2 separate regions of the Mus musculus genome follow, and region 1 is linked to region 2. Evidence: chromatin contacts called from ENCODE Hi-C or POLR2A ChIA-PET data. All regions are on one chromosome and are shown on one strand. Each heading gives the region's core, a stretch centred on a gene start or an enhancer-like site at or near the end of the contact. The rest is flanking DNA. Distances are from core to core; before and after follow the strand shown.

The links. Hi-C counts contacts between places; a loop is a spot of excess contacts on that map. ChIA-PET counts read pairs that join two places held with the same protein, here RNA polymerase II (POLR2A).
Region 1: a map of gastrocnemius shows a loop between it and region 2 (3-fold over the local background). The contact joins the promoter of 4932435O22Rik here to the promoter of 1700092K14Rik in region 2. A Hi-C loop is called at or near these places in 1 of 37 maps with a recorded cell type or tissue (gastrocnemius). POLR2A ChIA-PET finds 5 or more read pairs at or near these places in 1 of 5 experiments (embryonic stem cell).

Annotation. Positions count from the first base shown.
Region 1 is chr11:114,447,526-114,450,317 of GRCm38, forward strand. 4932435O22Rik (RIKEN cDNA 4932435O22 gene) reads right to left here and starts at 1,335. Exons shown (of 3, transcript NR_027643.2): 1 at 1,147-1,335.
Region 2 is chr11:114,196,970-114,199,936 of GRCm38, forward strand. 1700092K14Rik (RIKEN cDNA 1700092K14 gene) reads left to right here and starts at 1,289. Exons shown (of 3, transcript NR_045930.1): 1 at 1,289-1,354; 2 at 1,757-1,908; 3 at 2,054-2,230.

The DNA.
Region 1 (2,792 bases), core at 85-2,584, 250 kb after region 2:
CTTTTCATTTCTCCCTTCGAAGTGCTAGAGAGGTGGCTCAGCAATTAAGAGTGCTTACTGCTTTCTTGGAGGACCCAGGCTCGGTTTCAAACACCCATATCAGGCAGTTCACCACCATCTCTAACTCCTGCTGCAGGAATCTCTTGCCCTCTAGCTTCCATGGGTACCCACATGTACACAGTGCACATAAATTTGTCCGAGTACACACACAGGCACATACAATTTTTTAAAATTGATAATGTCTTAAGACTTTCTTCTGTGTGTGTACAAAGTGTACATGTTCATACGTAAGTGCGTGCTTGTGTATATGTGTGTGGTGTGTGTGTCCAAACACACACACTCTTGCACACACATGTGTGCATGTTTTGTGAAGGCCAGGCCAATGCTGGGAGTCTTTCTCAATCATTCTCCAGCTTATATTATGTTTAGAGGCAGGGTCTCTCATTGAACCTGACGCTCATCACTTCAGCCAGCTTGGCTGGCTCTCAGCACTAGGGATCCTCTTGTCTCTGCCTCCCCAGTGCTAATGTGCAGCTGCTCACCACACCACCAGCCTTTTGATTCGGGTGTTGAGGATTTGAACTGAGCCTGAGCCCTCTCCCCAAACCTTATACTAGGCTCGTTAATGCCTGGTGGATAGCATTTGTGATAACTATTCATTATTATAATAAATATTATACCATTAATATTTATTGATAAATTGACAAGCATTTCTACATCTTATTAATGGAGATTAATATTAATAAATATTAATGCTATTAATTGTTGGTAAATATTAATGATCTAGCTGTGGTGGTGATGGCTATAACTACTACTGATAAATAATTAATATCATAGATAATACATGGCAGTGGTGCTAAGAATGGTGGGAAGACTCCTGGGTCTATGGTGCTGTGATTCTAGTCAAGACTTGTAATGGTGTCTGTCCCTGCTTCTCACACATCCGACTGCATTGATGCCACCACTTTCCCTTCAGACCCCAGGACTCCTGGAAGGGACTGGGGAACACGGTAAGCCAGGACACACACACACACACACACACACCCCAGTACTGTCCCAACACTGCCCTATTCACCCCCTGGAAAAATCCAGTTTCAGTAGTTCTAGAACCTTCCACCCACTTGACCTGGTAGAAAGGGTACCAACCTGAATCACGGGCTTGACCTTGAAGCTTTGTGGTATCTCCTGTCCCTGTCATATCAGGAAAGAGAGTTCACTTCCCATCTTCGGTGGGGAGCAGAATGGTGTTCACTCTTCAGGGCGGGCGGTGAAAGGGTTAACAGAGGCTGTGCCTGGCGCCCCACAGACACCAGTTGAACTTGCCAGTTGCTGACTGCAGAGGATAGCACTTGCAGCCCAGCCAGCTTCTCCAAGGTGGTTCCATTTGGCAGGGGCGGCCTGTCCTTTCATGCAAGAGAAGCTGAGTGCGATCCAGGAATGCCTGCCAAAACCCTGGGATTATTATCTTAGCCCCAGGAGTGAAGTCTCTGGGGATTGGCATGCCCTGTTGTTTGAATTTATTAGGCCCGGGCCCCTCCATCGGGCAGGTCAGAGGGGGAGAAACGTGTTGTCACAGTGAGGCTTTGTGGGAGTTATTTTTAGAACATCTCCAACTCTTCGGGCTCATCAGAGGTTCCAAATCAGTGCAGGAAATTGGTTTGTTTTCCAACGTGATGAGGTTTTTCAGTCCATCTCCCCGAGCTAGGATAGTGGCTGCTTTTCCCACACAAAATGAATCACAACTCATGATGTGGACGTGGGTAGTGGGATCAGATTTAGACCATTCAAGGAATGCACACTGACCACCTGTTATGTGCCAGATCTGATCTAGACACAACTTTCCACTTGTGCGGAACTTATGATGTTCCAATGTGGGAGACACAGGGGAGTGGAAACTGAAGAAGCAGGTAGGTGACAGGTTGAAGATGGGTGTTGGGAGAACACAGCGGGATTGGGGTGGGGGTGGGGTCCTGTTAAATCACCAGTGGGGGATATGCAGAGTAGATTGTAGGTCTCTGTTTTCCAGATCTTTCCTTTAACAGAGAATGGGACGTCCTGGCTCTTGGTAATGCCTCTCCCCTCACTCCACATGGCTCATTTGGGCTAATAGTATATGCGGCTCCATGATGCAGTGAAGACTGCCTGTGTTCTTGAGGCTGGAAGTGGCCTTGAACCTCTGACACTGACCACATGTCTTAATTACTTTTCTATTGCTATGACAAAACACCACAGCCAAGGAAATGTATTTTTTAAAAAAAATTAATTTGGGGGTTCATGGGTCACCATGAACAGGGAAGGTCACCATGGCAGGGAGCACAAAAGAAGCAGGCAGGCAGGCATGGCAGAGGAGCAGTGGGTGAGCACTTCCGTCTGACAAACAAGCACCAGGCAGAGGGAGAGCTATCGGGGAATGGTGTGGGCTTTTGAAACCTTTTCCAACAAGGTTGTTCACATCTTTTAATCCTTCCCAAACAATTTCACAAACTGGGAACCAAGCACTTGAATATAGGAGCCTTTGGGAACCATTCATATTCAAACCACAACACCAGGTATGCAAACATGCAAGAGTAGAGTAGACATAACTAATGTGCCATCCTGTAATACAGCCTGAACCAACCCAGGCCAGCCAGTTTGGGCCACCTCCAAATTGAAAAGCACAGCTATGACCTAAGACACCGTATAGAGACTCCATAGCAGGTCTACTTTAGCTCCAGATTTCAGAAAGATAAAATCAAGCCGTCTTACTAATCGGCCTTTTACTGGATGCCGTGTGGTGAATCTGCTTTCCCCTC
Region 2 (2,967 bases), core at 39-2,538:
TCGCTGACCCAGTTCCTGGGGCTCCGTGGCCACCGCATGGGACACAGAAGCCAAGGCTCACCTCTGCCACCGAGTTCAAAGACACAGTCTCCTGTGAACTCTTCCAGCGCACACATCTGGAAATCAGGCAAGGGTTCTGGGCAGGTCCATGGGTGTCTTAGGATGCCGTTGTTGTTTGTCCTGGTAGTAAGATGTTTGATCTCTCTGCCTCCACCTCTCTCTCTCTCTCTCTCTCTCTCTCTCTCTCGTGTGTGTGTGTGTGTGTGTGTGTGTGTGTGTGGTGTGTGTGTGTGAGAGAGAGAGGTGGGGGAGAGGTAAGAGAAGAGAGAAGAAGGGAGAGGACAGAGGGACACCTTGGCCTTTAATGGCCAAGCTAGCTCCTGGTTTTGAGACAGCTTCTGTTTGGCCCAGGGCTTGCTGGTTAGCCTAGGCTGGGTGGCCAATGGGCCTCCAGAAGGGTTCTACTTAACTCCATCTCCCCAGTGTTGGGATTAAGAGAACATGACACTGAGCTGGGTTCTTTGTAGTTTTGTAGGTTCTGGGCATTGAACTAAAGTTCTCCTGCTTACATGGCAAGCCTTCACTGCCTGAGCCATCTCTCCAGCCTGCCTCAGTTTCTTCCTATAGAAAATAAGAACAATCCCGGACTTCCTTGAGATTGTCTGAGGAGGAAGGTCACTTCCTTCTGTCCAGAGGGTGAGGGCAGGTGGGGCTTGAGCACCTCAGAGCTGCTCCCACCAGTTCCCACCGTGCCCCCCTCCCCTGGTTCTTCCAGCGTCTGCTCACACCTGCAGTTCCAGCATTCTCGAGGTGGAAGGGTCAGAAGTTCCAGGTTATCCTTGGCTACATAGCAAGAAATGTGTCAAGGAGACTGAGATGGCTCCCTGGCTCCAGACATGAACACCACAGAGAAGACCGCAGTCACAGAGCAGAAAACATACAAAACTAGGCGCTTGTGGAAATGTGGTTCATATGACGGGCCTGTCCAGTGTATCGACACTTCAAGCTCTGTGAGCCCACGGAAGACTTAGGCAGTCCTGGGATAGCTTTCTTTACTGTCTTCAGTTTAAAGATGAGAAAACAGAGGCACAGAGAGGTGAGGTATTTTGTCTGATGTCACACAGCTGGAGAAGCTTGTGTAGAGCATCATCAAGATGCCAACCTTTCTCTGCCACCCTTGAAACTTAAAAGTCTGTTGTTACCTGGAAACAATATCCAAGGAGATGGCAAAGTTGGGAGGCGGCTCAGTAACTGACAATGGGGAGACAAGATGCTGTCTGGCACCATCACAGTTAGTTGGTCCAGATGGTGGAAAGCCTGTATCCAATACCTGGAGTGGTGGGAACAGGAAGAGGTGAGGACAGACAGGTGAAATTTCTCAGTAATGGTTCTGTGAAGGGGGAAGAAGGGGTGTCTCGCTCCACCCAAAGGGAGGGCTCAGGGAAGGGAAGCCTATGACTTCATCACTGGGCCCACGCCAATGACATCACCAGAAGGGCAAGGAGCCAGGCTCAGCAAGTTATTTATGGAAACGGCTGGCGGCCAGGCACAGCTCCTGAGCTGTTTCAGATGTGGTTGGATAAAGCTTCCAGCTGGCCCAGTGGGGCCTCCAAGGCCTGCAGGCAGGCGGAGGAGGAAGGCTGGAGGAATCCAGCAGCTGGGGGCAGGGCTCCAGCAGAGATCATCAGAGTTCCAGGCTTCTTCCTTCTTGGGATCTGCTCATCTCTACCCATGCTCATCAAGGGCTTCCCTGCAGATCGGGCTGGCTGAACTCAGAGAGGACAGCATGTGTGTCTGCCTTCGTGTGCACCGAGGGCATGTCTGTGCACAAGACTGTAGTATGGGCTTGCCGGTCCATAGGGACACACACTCTGCTCCCTTCCACACTGGTACCTTGAGTGGTCCTGAGTGAGTATACAGATCTGTGCCTCCTTGCACGTGTATGTGCATGCGTGCATGGGGGTTGGGAGGCAGAGTGCCCAGGGAGAGCGGGGAGGAGAAGAGCCGCCCGGGAGCGAGATCACAGCAGGAAGCTGGGGAAATATCATTTCAGCCCAAGATCCAGAGGCACTTACAGAAGCTTCAGCAAAACCAGACAAAACTTCCTTTCAATCCATTTATCAAAACTGCCCGCAGCTCCGCTTCGGAGCAGGTACAACAAGAATAAAATATTGAGCACAACCAGCAACCGCGAGACTGGAGGAGGCCAATAAATAAGAAGTTACTGAGGAGCTCGCCCTGACCCTGACGGTTTGCTTTGCCGGTCCCTCCACCTATCTCGTCCTGTGATCTTATGGGTGATGGCAGGAGGGAGGATGGCAGGGGCCCCACTGGGGTGTTTTTGATGAGCTGGGGATATGAGAGTAACTCAGCCCTATGAAGACAAGCTTCAGTGAGGCAGCTGCAGGAGCTCTTCTCACATTTCTTGGGCTGGCTAACTGCCTTCCTTCTCATAATCCCCTGAGGATGGGCTGGAGAGCTGGCTCAGTGGGTAAAGATGCTTGCAGACAAGACTTACTCCCTGAGTTCGATCCCCTGGAGCCACATAGGAGAACTGACTCCTGCCTGTTGTCCTCTGACCTCCACATGCAGATGCTGGTATGCACACTGACACACACAAATATGTGTAGTAAAGCTTTTCAAAATTCTCCAAAAGGAAACTGAATCCATGCAATCTTGAGTGGCCTGGTTGTTCAAGAGAGCATTGAAGTGAGAATAGGGTCAGGAAGCAACCAAGGGGCTTGAACTCAGTCCCCAAGCTAAGACCCTCCATTCCCATGCCCTGTTATGTGCACCTTTTAGATGGTAAGTGGAGGGATGGACATGCATCCGGGTGAGAGTCCCTCTCCCAGACCACCTGTCCTCCATTCTAGATAGAGAAGCCAACCATCTTATAAATGTTCCTGCATGGGGCCTGTGTAACAGAATGTCTTGATTTCTTCTTCCTTCATGTCCACAGAATGATGG